2 separate regions of the Homo sapiens genome follow, and region 1 is linked to region 2. The links are chromatin contacts, found by Hi-C in ENCODE. All regions are on one chromosome and are shown on one strand. The core of a region is the stretch at or near the end of the contact, and the rest is flanking DNA. Distances in the headings are between cores, read along the strand shown.

Region 1 (6,793 bases), core at 198-2,697, 340 kb after region 2:
ATGAGCTATTTAATAAATTGCCCTGGGGCAGCCAGGTAGACTTTTGGAAAAATTTAAAATTAGACCCACATCTCATAGCATTCACAAAAAAATACATTTTACATGTATTAAGAATCAAAATGTAAAAAGTAAAACAATACAAGTATTAGAAGAAAACACAGCTAAATTCCTGTTTAATCTTAGTGTTAGGAAAGGCTTTCAAACAATGACTCAAATGCATAGGTAATAAAAGATAAGACTGATAAATTTTACTACAAAAATTTTTAAAATTTTTCTTGACAGAAAACCACCCTAAACAAAATCAAAAGACACTGTCAAAATTGGAGAATATACCAAAGACAAAGACCTAAAATCCCTAGTATGTAAAGAACTCTTTAAAAATTAAGGGACAAAGGTCCAGGAATCTGATAGAAAAAATGGGTAAAGAAGTAAAATTTGGGTTAGGCATGGTGGCTCACTCCTGTAATCCCTGCACTTTGGGAGGCCGAGGCAGGAGAATCATTTGAGGCCAGGAATTGAAGACCAGCCTGGGCAGCATAGTGAAATCCTGTCTCTACAAAAAATTTTAAGATTTAGCTGGCCACAGTAGTGCGTGCCTGCAGTCCCAGCTATTCAGGAGGCTGAGGCAGGTGGATTGCTTGAGCCTGGGAGTTTGAGGCTGCAGTGAACTATCACTGCACTCCAGCCTGAGCAAGACCCTGTCTCTAAAAAATACAAACAACAACAAAAAAGTGAAGTCTGACTCCAGCTACCTTTTCATCTTTTTTACATTCAATGTCCTTCACTGTGAGCCATTCCCAACATATCTCTACCTTCTCTTCCCCAAGACTTTTCCCTTTCCATACCCTCAACGGTGTTCTTTTTGTTTTGACCATCTTACAATGTTCTAGCCATCCCATCAACTTCATTTGTTCTTCATTGTTCACCTTCTTCAACGGTAAATCTGTCATGGACTATTACATGCAGCTGTTTTTGTACTGTGCAATTCACACGATGTATGTCATAGATATGTGGAATGCCCTCCCATGGATGGCTTCTGATTTTCTATTGGCTCTGACTTGGATGAAAATAGATCTAAGTTGATTACAAGTCTCATTTCACTCGCTGTGATTCTATCCCTTTCTGGACTGCAGTTTATTGATTTCATATGCCACCTTCTGTTTGAAGTCTTCCCTAATCTCTTCAAGTCCAACAAATCATTTTCTCCTCTGTTCTCCTGTGGGGACATTTATCTCTCTTCTGTGGTGTTTATTTCATCCTGTCTCATGTTACAGCTAAATACAGCACACCCTGGGTGCCCAGTTCATTTCTGTGTCTCCCAGAGCAACCAGCCCAACCCTTTCTTCTCCATGGAGATTATACCATAGACTCTTGTCAAATCAAACCATATTTAACTGGCTCATTAACCAAAACAGGAAATAAATACGAATGAAACTGAGCTCTAAGCAGCATGTAACCTGGCCTGCATCCAGGAAATAGAGGACTTCGGATCCTTCTAACCCTACCACCCAACTGGCCCCAGTACATTCATTCTCTCAGGAAAAAAAACAAGGTCCCCACAGCAAAGAAAAGGAATAGGATCAAGAGATACGTGGCTGCTGGCAGAGCAAGGTGAGTCTGCTTAATCTGGTGGTTGGTAACTGGGAGTTGGTGATAAGGTTTTTCTACCAAGTGAGACTTACGGCGAACCAGTGTGGATGAGGGATAGACAGAGTGTATTGTACTAGCTTTATTGAGTCTGCTCCAAGAGAAAGAAAGAGAAAGATAGGACATGGAGGGGGATGGGAGAAACAAAAAGAAAAAGAATTTTTAAAACCACATTAGAATGTATAAGTAGCCTAGAAAATTGAGCAGTGGAAGCCACCCAATGAACAGACACTGCCTTGGCAATGGGGCTTCCCTTGAGAAGGATAATCTCCATTTAACTAATATTGACATACCTGGGACCTTGGAGGATTCTTGTCCACTCTCTCACCCTGTTTCCTTTTCCAGAAAATGAGAGAATTGAACTCAATGTTGTCCAAGAGATTTTCTAGTTCTGAACTTTTGCTTTCAGCCAGTACTAACATATGCAAAGCAGCACTCTAAACACTATGAGAGGCCGGGTGCGGTGGTTCACATCTGTAATCCCAGCACTTTGGGAGGCCGAGGCAAGCGGATCGCCTGAGGTCAGGAGTTCGAGACCAGCCTGGCCAACAGGGGGAAACCCCATCTCTACTAAAAATACAAAAATTAGCTGGGTGTGGTGGCGGGGGCCTGTAATCCCAGATACTCAGGAGGCTGAGGCAGGAGAATTGCTTGAACCTGGGAGGCGGAGGTTGCAGTGAGCCAAGATCGTACCACTGCACTCCAGCCTGGGTGACAGAGCCAGACTCTGTCTCAAAAAAAAATTAAAAAATAAACACTATGAGAGACACAAAGATGGAAAAGATGGACCCCTTGCCCTCTGGTAGCCTTTAGCCTCTTTGAGTCTTAGTTTTCTCATCTGTAAAACTGGGCGGGTGAGAGGATGAAAGGAAATGTATTTGTAAAGCACCTCTTAAGTGCCCTATAACTGATATCTATTATTTGTAACATGGGATTCATAAACTTGTAGAGGGTTAAGATGCTCCAATGAGCTAGAAGAAGCAAAAGTCCTTTTTAAAGGACAAGTCCATATGTGAGGGAAAATTCTCTCGCATTTATTTCTTGGCAGCATGAATTCGATGACTTCAGCAGTTCCGGTGGCCAATTCTGTGTTGGTGGTGGCACCCCACAATGGTTATCCTGTGACCCCAGGAATTATGTCTCACGTGCCCCTGTATCCAAACAGCCAGCCGCAAGTCCACCTAGTTCCTGGGAACCCACCTAGTTTGGTGTCGAATGTGAATGGGCAGCCTGTGCAGAAAGCTCTGAAAGAAGGCAAAACCTTGGGGGTAAGTGAGATTTCCCTTTGCAGGCCACAGACTGCACAGCTGGAGTGATGGCAGGGGGAAGGGAAGGCCTGGGAAATACACAAACACTACATCCCGCAAGTGGGGCTGAGTTGATCGCGCCTTGCCAAGCACAGGTCTATTAGAAAGCTCAGCTGCACAACATCACAGGCGGCCTCTGCTCAGACCTTGTATTTTCTGATTTAGGCATTTTCGGAAAGAGAAAGAAAAGCAACAAAAAAGCAGCACGCTTGAAGGTTGATCCTGTTGCCAGGATCCACGCCCAGCCCTGTGGCCTCTGAAGAAAGGGGTCCCAGCAAGACCAAAATAGACCACAAGGTGGAGTCAGAATCCAATAAGATCGAATCAAATATTTGCCCAACAGGAAACAAAGCAGGTTAGGCAACCAACAACATAAATGGTCACCGCAACCCCTGAGAGGCTGTCCTGCGCTGGACAAAGAAAGGCCCATTTCACTGTGTAGCTGAATGATGGGCATGAATTTGGATGCAGACTGCCCGAGCTCCAACCCTAGCTCCACCCTCAGATAGTGCTCATGGGAACAAAAATTGATACAACCCTTAGGGAGGGAAATTTGTATCTGCCAAATTTACAAAATATCCAATAATTCCATTGCTGGAACTTCATCCTCCAGATATGCCTGTGCCCACAAAAACTGTGATATGTATGAGCTTATTCATTGCAGCGTGGTTTGTGATAACAAAAATATTGTAATATCCATCAATATAATACCGGTTAAGTCAGTATATTGGTTAAGTCAGTGTAATATACTGGTTAAGTCAGTGCATCCAAAGAATAAAATGTAGTGGAGCTATGAAAAGAACAAGAAAGCTCTTTGTGTAATGATAGGGACACACCCCAAGATATGGAGTTAATGGAAGAAAGTAAGGGGCAGACACTGTGTATAATTTGCTTACATTTATGTGAATTTAAGGAAGTAATATATTTGTATTTGCTACCACGTGTGTAATATACAAACATACACAGATGTTCTTTCATTTACAATGGGATTATGTCCCAGTGTACCCATCGTAAATTAAAAATATCATAAGTAAAAAATACATTTAATACATGTAGCCTACCAAACATCATAGCTTAGCCTCGCCTACCTTAAACAAGTTCAGAACACTTAGGTTAGCTTACAGCTGGGCAAAATCATCTAACACAAAGCCTATTTAATAGTGTTCTTGAATATCTAATGTAGTTTACTGAACACTGGACTGAAAATGAAAAGCAGAATGATTGTATGGGTACTCCAAATACGGTTTCTACTGAATTCATGTCACTTTCACACCATAATAAAGTTGAAAACTTTGTTTTTTTGAGACAGAGTCTCACTCTGTCACCCAGGCTGGAGCGCAGTGGCGCAGTCTTGGCTCACTGCAACCTCTGCCTCCTGGGTTTAAGCGATTCTCCCGCCTCAGCCTCCCAAGTAGCTGGGATTACAGGCACCCACCATCATGCCGAGCTAGTTTTTGTATTTTTGTAGAGACAGGGTTTCACCATGTTGGCCAGGCTGGTCTTGAACTCCTGACCTGTGATCCGCCCGTCTCAGCTTCCCAAAGTGCTGAGATTACAGGTGTGAGCCACTGTGCCTGGCCCACATGGCATTTTTTATAAGGACACCAATCATATTGGATTGGAGACCCACTCTACTCCAGTGTGACCTCATCTTGGCTGATTATATCTGCAACAACTCTGTTTTCAAATAGAGTCACATTCTGAGGCACTCAGCATTAGAATTTCAACACATGAATTTGGAGGAGGGTTGGGGGAGGGGAGCATAATTTAACACATAACAATATCCTAAAGAAATAAGAGATGAAGGCAAAGATTTACATAGAAGGATGTTTATCACAATGTTACATATAATAGAAAAAAGTAGAAATAATCTTACCTGTCCAATAACTCTGTCTCAACTACTCCACAGACCATCCATAATGGGATCTGAGCAGCCCTGAAAAAACATATGTTCCAAGAATACTTAATGCCATGAGGACACATTCATGATGAAATATTAAGTTAATAAAATTCAGGGGGCCATGTTGTGCTATCAAGGTATATATTTGAAAAGAATAATGGGAGAATACACCAAAATGTAAACAGTTGTTTTCTCCAGGCGGAGGGGAGATTACAGGTAGTTTTTATTTCATTTTTGTATTTCCCATATTACTTTTTAGACCATGAAAATAAAACATTTATTAAAATTAAAAGGAGGCTCATAGGGGAGGCAGGACCCAGCCTCAGAAACAAGACTTCAGCTTGTGGCTCTCCTGACAGGCCATCCAGATCATCATTGGCCTGGCTCACATCGGCCTCGGCTCCATCATGGCGACGGTTCTCGTAGGGGAATACCTGTCTATTTCATTCTACGGAGGCTTTCCCTTCTGGGGAGGCTTGTGGGTGAGTAACTCAAGTCCTCCTGCCGATGAGCTCCCAGAAGGTGCCAAGGCACTCAAGGCCACCTTGCCAAGTTGTGCAGCTGTGCCCTGCAGAAGGTTCCCAGCCACCCAAATGTGGGGGATAGGAAACCAGCCAGCCCTGGCCTCGTTCCGCAAGCATATTAGTTTGGTAGGGCCGGCCCAACAGAGTATAGCACCACAGGTTGGATGGCTTAAACAACAGAAATTTGTTATCTCACAGTTCTGGCGGCTGAAAGTCTGCGATGGAGATGTTAGCAGATGTTTTCCCCTAAGGTCTCTCTCCTTGGCTTGCAGAAGGTCGTCTTCTCCCTGAGCCTTTCCACGGCCTTCCTCCATGCCTGTGCCCTAGTCTCCTCTTCCTATGAGGACACCAGTCATTTTGGATTAGGGTCCCCCCTGATGACCTCATTTAACCTGAATGACGGTTTTAACAACCCTATCTCCAAACACAGTCAGATTCTGGAGCACTACAGATTAGGGCTTCAATCTACGAAATTTGGTGGGGGATAGAGGGTGTGGACACAATTCAGCCCATAATATCAAGCTACAACCCCGCAAGGTGACATCCCCTCAAAAGGGATGTATTTTCTTTTTACTTTTTTTTTTTTTTTTTTTTTTGAGATGGAGTCTCACTCTGTCGCCCAAGCTGGAGCGCAGTGGTGCAATCTCGGCTCACCGCAACCTCCCCCTCCCGGATTCAAGCAATTCTCCTGCCTCAGCCTCCCTAGTAGCTGGGATTACAGACGCGCACCACCACGCCCGGCTAATTTTTGTATTTTTAGTAGTGACAAGATTTCACCACGTTGGCCAGGCTGGTCTCAAACTCCTGACCTCAGGTGATCCACTTGCCTCAGCCTCCCAAAGTGCTGGGATTACAGGTGTGAGCCACCACACCCGGCCAAAAGGGATGTGTTTTCTTAATTCACAAAGAAAACATCCACATGTAAAAAATACACTGGGAATAGCCCCTGGCATTGTTGGACATAGGCCCACAAGCCTGAGCTCCAGGAGAAAAACACTCAGCAAAGGTGAAGAGTGGCTTCCCAGCTGTAGAACAGCAAGGGTTTGAGTGCTTGAGCACTGGGGACTCAATCTAGATCTGCAGATGGGCTTTGGGGGCTCCATTTTGGCAAAATACCTAATATGCTAAATGTGTATTATTTTTCTGGAAGGGTCCATAGCTTTCATCAGATTATCAGAGTGATCCGTGACTCCATAAAGTGTTAAGAACTACAGTCCTTCTTCCACATCAGTTTATTACCTTTATGGTTCCTTTGCAGTGTCCCCCTGCCCACACACACACACACACACACACATACACACACACACATACAAACAAACACACATACACACACACACACATACACACACACACTCTCTCTCTCTCTCCTTCTCCTCCCCTCTCCACCTTCCTTTCTCCTTTCTCTCCCTTCTGTT
Region 2 (6,073 bases), core at 2,297-4,796:
TCCCATGACCCCCCTAAATGACATACTACTGTGTTACCAGTGCGGAACCAACACTGGACTTGATTGTTGACTTCAAACCACCCAATCAAGGCTACAACAGATGTAACACAGGATTTTTCTTGGCCTCTTTGCCAGCTGAAGACCTCCAGCCAGTGACACCCCTGCCCAGGCTTTGCTTGGGCCCAGGCTTACTGCAGGAGATGCCCTATCTACTCAGCCTGGCAGGCCACACCTGTCTTGCACTCCAGCACAGATCCCATGGCCACTGCAACTGTGCAATAAGCCTCTGGTGGGAGGGGGTGTGTGAGTAAGCAAGTGTGGGGTTGGGCCAGCTATTTCAATCACCGGCACAGGAGTGGGCTCTGTGCAGGGCTTGCAGCTGGACCAGGCATGTCACAAGCAACTCCCGCAGTGGACTCTGGCATTCAGACAAGAGGAACATGGTGGTACCCAGGCAGGGATGCCCATATCCCTGAAGCCCCAGAGGGGGTGTTGCCACATTCTAATAGCTCTTTTAGTTCTGCCATCTGCAGCCCAGTGAACAGCGGCATGTTAACAGCTCTGTCAGTCCCATTGCCCTAATCCTGCCCATGGCTCTGGGGCTAGCTCGGTCCTGCTGCTACTTCCTGTTGCATGGGGTGGCTGCCCTCCACTGGCGAAGGGGAAAGGGCCACAGTGTTACAGCTTTTTTTGTACTCACATTCAGTGGGTCCTGAGTTATTGTCCCACGTTCAAGAAGAATGAGGTTATGTTGACAATTGAAGGGTGAGGAGGGTGGGGAAGAATTTTATTAAGTGACAAAACAACTCTCAGCAGAGAGGGGGTTACAAGGATGGTCCCCCACCCAAAGTCAGGTGGTCTCTCTCACCCAGAGGTGGGCAGTTCCCATGTGGCTGAGTCCCAGGCTTTTATGGGCTCAGAATGGAGGAGTGCAGGCTGATTAGTTTGTGAGTATGCAGAAAAGGCTAAAACAAAGACACCACTCAAAAGTGGGCATGACAATGTAAAAGGCCAATTATGGAAGTGTAGGTACATGTAAAACAGGGGAAGGGTGGTGAAGGGTGGGGACCAATCAGAGAAAAGCATGCCAAATGGGAAGAGAGGTTCTCCATCCAGCCTCAGATTTATCTGAGACTTGTAGCTTGGCTTTCAGGCTTTAAACTCTCTTTGGGTTAAAGGTGGTGTTCACCGGACTCCTGCCCCTGTCTGCCTACGATTGTCTACCTCCTGGCGCTGTCAGATGCATCAATCTCCCCAAGTACTTGCTTTAATTTATTTTTCAAAGTTCCTAGTCTTTGAACATATGTTTTTAGGAGAACTAAGGGACTAGGAATATAAATAATACCCCTTTCTTCTAGTCCCATATTTACAGTGACTTGCAAAATAAGATACAGCAAATGCTCAGGTGAAAAACCAAAATACCACTTTATTCCTGATATGCTGAAGGAAAAGCATTCCTTCAGTTCAAGGCCAAATGAAATTCAATTGATGTGTCCAACCAGTCACTGGCAGAGCTGGGTCACCCCAGGCCTCCCCCATAAGAGGAGGCACCTCCAAACCCTAGCAAGGGAAGGGAAGAACAGATGATAGTGGTTTCTAGCAGGCAGACTGTCTCCAAAACAAATGAAGAAACACAGATGGGCTGAGCCACACAAGCCCAAGCCCTCCTTCCAAACTCTGCAACTTTGTGCAGCATTCCTCCTTCCCTGAAGAGAACCAGGTTAAGGAGAGGAAAGAAACAGGTGTGTTTCTCTATAGGAAGTTCTGCTGGAAGGAAATGTGAGGCTGGAGACAGATGAAGTTCCCTCCTAACTGTGGCTACCTCTGGGGAAGGAGGGAGGGGGAGGAGGAGACAGGGAGAGCTTTGGGGCTACCTGCAGCATTTTATTTCTGTAGAGAGGAAAAAAGTGAATCTAAATAATCATGTAAAATGATAATATCACTTGAATCACTGGGGGAAATATGTAGATACCTGTTTTATTATTTTCTGCATTTTTATCTATGTGTATAAAGTTTTGGAATTAGCATATAAACATTATAAATTATTCTGAGTCATTTATCATCTCACCTTTCTATATATCTGATTCTTTCAGAAGGAATACAGAAAAGAAAAAGAAGAAAATATAAGTCTCCTATGAACCTCAAAGTTATTTTATTATTATTTAATGTACCATTTTTATACAGCTCTGAAATGTATAAAAGTCCCTGAGTGGCAAATATTTATAGTTGTTTTTCCTCATTTGACCTTCTTGCCTTCCTCCTTTTTTGTGTGTTTCACTGTAGCCCCCTCAGACAACAGTGAGTACTCTTTTCAGGACAAAATGTCAGGTGTGAGTCATAAAGTGCAAAGGAACTATACCCTCCAGAACGATGGGAAGGAAAACTTTCTGCCTAAGAGATACTTCATATTAACCAAGCAGTAGATTTCTTCTCAAACAAATGGAAAGCAATTGAAGAGAAACCTCATGAAAACATAGCACATTTTTGTTTCCCAACAGTTATAAACAACCCAGTTTTCCTTTCCCTTCTCACCCCATGTTCAGACACCATGAGTGTTTCCCAAACTTTGGAAACAAAGACCTAAGTTTCAGGTTCCTGCAATGACCTGTTGCTGACATTCTACTGCAGTCGTCAGAGTAAGTATGGTGGCAGAGTTGCAGCTGGCTTGGAAGATTTATTTTTATTTCTAAGGACAGAAGCAAAGGAAGCCCCCACGTTCACTCACTGAAAATAACAATTGGCCATCTGCATTTGTTTCTGCCGCAGCTTCAAAAGCCAAGGTAGAGAGCCTGCTGGTGCGGGCAAGTCTGGTCTTGGAGCTTAGGGCCACTTACAGATCCTGAAACTCAGGGTCAGCGTAGGCTCAGAAAGGTCACTGATATCCAACCCAGCAGACCAGACGTATGAGCACTCTGCCCAGAAGCCTATTTACTTCTTCAAACACACAAAAAAATATCTTGAGCAACTTCCTTAACTTTTTGGGGTCTTCCTCTCTCTTTTCAGAATGAAGATAGTTAAATGTAATAGTACCCCATGGTGACAGGATGAGAAAATATATATATCCAGCACTTAGAACAAAGCCTGACAATGTAATCTCATCAAGACTTAAGAGCTTCCTTTCCTTCCTCTTCCATCTTTCCCTGCCTCGCTTCCCTAGATGATAGAGCTAGATGATAGAGCTAGACTACCCTTCCATAGCCAGACACCAGAGCTAGATGATAGAGCTAGACCACCCTTCCATAGCCAGACACCCTCCTCACTTCCTCCCTCCAACACTTGCCCACAGGCACACCTAGAATCCTCAAGACCACTCAAGTGGCTTCCTGGTACCACTCTTGCTAGACCAAAGAAAATGGTAAGATGTGGAGGGAATTATGCACTCGATTCTTCATATCTTCGATAGTGTTAAATGGTCCATATGCTTTCTTATAGCTGGGGGCACATGCATTTACACAAACACATGCACACACACAAAACACCCTTACATAAGTGTGTGCTGGGGGAAAGCTATGCAACTCTGAGGCTCCAACCACTTTTTGTGTACTTTTCACAATTGCCCAGCAGATGGCAGCAAAGTGTCCTGAGGAACTACTTTTTCTGTATAATTCAGCCCTATGTGGCAGTGTAAAGCTAGAGGCTAAATTGTCCCTCTAGATATATAACAGAGCATAGACAGGAGAGGCATTCTGTTCAGTTTCATCTGTGGCCCGAAGACAAGAGATGACACAGAATTGTGCCAAGGGGCAGGACAGAAGGAGGAGTCAGCCCCCGGAGCAGGTAATTATTCAGGTAGAATTTAGATCTTTTTCGTTGTTGTTGCTCCTGAGAGCAGTATTCTGTTACCAATACTGTTTAGAATTGTTTAAAAATGGATGCTAAAAAGCATATGGCAGTTTGTTATTGTTGTAAAATTTTCTACAGACCATGCTTCTCCTCATTGTCTGCACCTGAAGAGACCACACCCACCACCCGTTCTTGTTTTGCCATAGAGATGACAATCGCTCCTAATTTACACAATAAAACCCCATTCACCCAAGTAGAAATTAAGAAAAAAGAGCCAAACATGGTTTTCTCAACCAGATTATAAAACATTAAAGATTGAGTAAAAGAGTAAGAAATTGAGTAAGACTGAAGGAAGAGGATTTCATTAGAAACAGAATGTCATTTGGAAACTGTACTGGAGAATTTCGTTAGAAGGACATTGTTGATGTTTTGTGTGGTTTCCTCCCTCCTGTCACTATAGGAGAAGGAAGGAGGAACCTCCCCCTCATCTCCAGCTCAGAGAGAGAGGCTGGAATGGGACCGCATGGGGATCATGTTGTAGATCCTCTGCAGTTTAGGGAAAATGAGAAACTTGAGTCCAACACACCAGGAGAAACCAAAGAATGCTAAGACCTGGACTGTCTACTCTATAGCCAGTGTTTTTATCTATTGCTATATAATAAATCACCCAAACGTAGAGGTTTAACACAGCACACCTGTTACCTCACAGGTCGGGACTCTGGGCATGACTTAACTGAGTTCTTTGCTTCAAGGTCTCACCAAGTTCCATTTAAGGTATTGGCAGGGATGAGGCCTCAAATGAGGTTTGACTAGAGAAGGATCCACTTCCAAGCTTACAATGTTATTGCTAGAATTCAGTTCCTTGCAGTTGTAGGATAAATGGTCTCATTTCTTGCCAGGTGTTGGCTCGAGGTCTTTGTAGGATATTGGCTAGAGACCACTCTCAATTCCTAAGGGCTGCTTATACTCTCTTACCATATCAAGACTGCAACATGACAAATTGGTTTCTCAAGGCCAACAATGGTGAGAATGAGACACCAGTAAGACAGAGTTTACAGTCTTCTGTGACATGATCATATAATCACATACCCAAAATCACATACATCCTGTCACCTTTGCAGGATTCTGGTTATTCAAAGCAAGTCACAGATCCTGCCTATATTTACAGGGAAATAACTACAAAAGGGCATGAAGACCAAGAGGCAGGAATCATCTAGCCACCCTAGAGTGGCTCTCATGGTGGCACAATTAAGCAAGAGGAGTAGATTGTGTGGGGGTGGTCTGCACTTCCACCTGTATGCTGTGTGAAAGAGATTCTACATGGATGGTCTTAGAGCTTGCTCTGAAAAGAAATCAGGAGGGAGCAAGGAGACCTTGAAGAGAATGAGGCTGGAGATTTTCTGATGGACATCCAGGGACAGGACATAGGATAATCGTCAGCTGCCAGCTAAGTCCATGAGGATACTGAGAGGAAGCCCAGCCAAGGAATCCCAGTGATGGAACCACAGATGCATTCAACATCCACCAGCCTGCATAGCACTGACATCGAGTTGGGAAACGGCCAATCGAGAGAGACTTTTTCTGTTCCTCTCTCCTCATTCCTGCCCCTGACTCTGTGAGGATCAGGAATCCCTCTTAGCAATCCTCAGGGTGAAGAGTTAGAGAAGAAATAGCACTGACCCCCACTTTACATGTCAGCTGCCCTGCCTAAAGCAGGCCAAACTGAGGAAAAGAAGAAATTTTAATATGAATGACAGTTGGATTTTGATTTTTGCATAAATCTATATTTTAATTACTAAAGTGACTGAGGAACTCTTCTATTAGCTGACAGTAGTAACATCTTAGATTTCAAACAAGCAGCAGGGGAGAGCTAGCCCTACTGAGGATCTTAGAAAGAACAGTTGTGGGGCCAGGCACGGTGGCTCATGCCTGTAATCCCAGCACTTTGGGAGGCCGTGGCGGACGAATCGCCTGAGTTCAGGAGTTCGTGATCAGCCTGGCCAACATGGTGAAACCCTGTCTTTACTAAAAATAAAAAAATTAGCTGGGCATGGTAGTAGGCGCGTGTAATCCCAGCTACTCAGAAGGCTGAGGCAGGAGAATCACCAGGCTGGTCTCAAACTCCTGACCTCAGGTGATCTACCCACCTCGGCCTCCCAAAGTGCTGGGATTATAAACATGAGCCACCTCACCCACCCTGAAACTGCTTTTTTGTGCTGAGTCAGTTCCTAGGTGGGGGCCACAAGATCAGATGAGCCAGTTTATTGATCTGGGTGGTGCCAGCTAATCC

The links. Hi-C counts contacts between places; a loop is a spot of excess contacts on that map. Pooled maps may share reads with other maps.
Region 1: a pooled map shows a loop between it and region 2 (2.5-fold over the local background). The contact joins the promoter of MS4A8 here to the enhancer-like site in region 2. A Hi-C loop is called at or near these places in 2 of 50 pooled maps.

The regions. Positions count from the first base shown.
Region 1 is chr11:60,698,165-60,704,957 of GRCh38, forward strand. MS4A8 (membrane spanning 4-domains A8) reads left to right here and starts at 1,448. Exons shown (of 7, transcript NM_031457.2): 1 at 1,448-1,611; 2 at 2,696-2,915; 3 at 5,214-5,336. The coding sequence starts at 2,697. LOC105369321 (a long non-coding RNA gene) reads right to left here and starts at 5,765. Exons shown (of 6, transcript XR_001748240.2): 1 at 5,575-5,765; 2 at 4,831-4,890. RefSeq lists enhancers at 2,492-2,993, 2,994-3,493.
Region 2 is chr11:60,360,090-60,366,162 of GRCh38, forward strand. No RefSeq gene overlaps it. Among named protein-coding and RNA genes, the nearest start is that of MS4A7, 15 kb to the right of the region's middle. RefSeq lists enhancers at 3,627-3,706, 3,797-3,896. Within about 2 kb of position 3,547, at least 2 of the 41 ENCODE cell types and tissues checked have a DNase peak (open chromatin) inside an H3K27ac peak, as active enhancers do.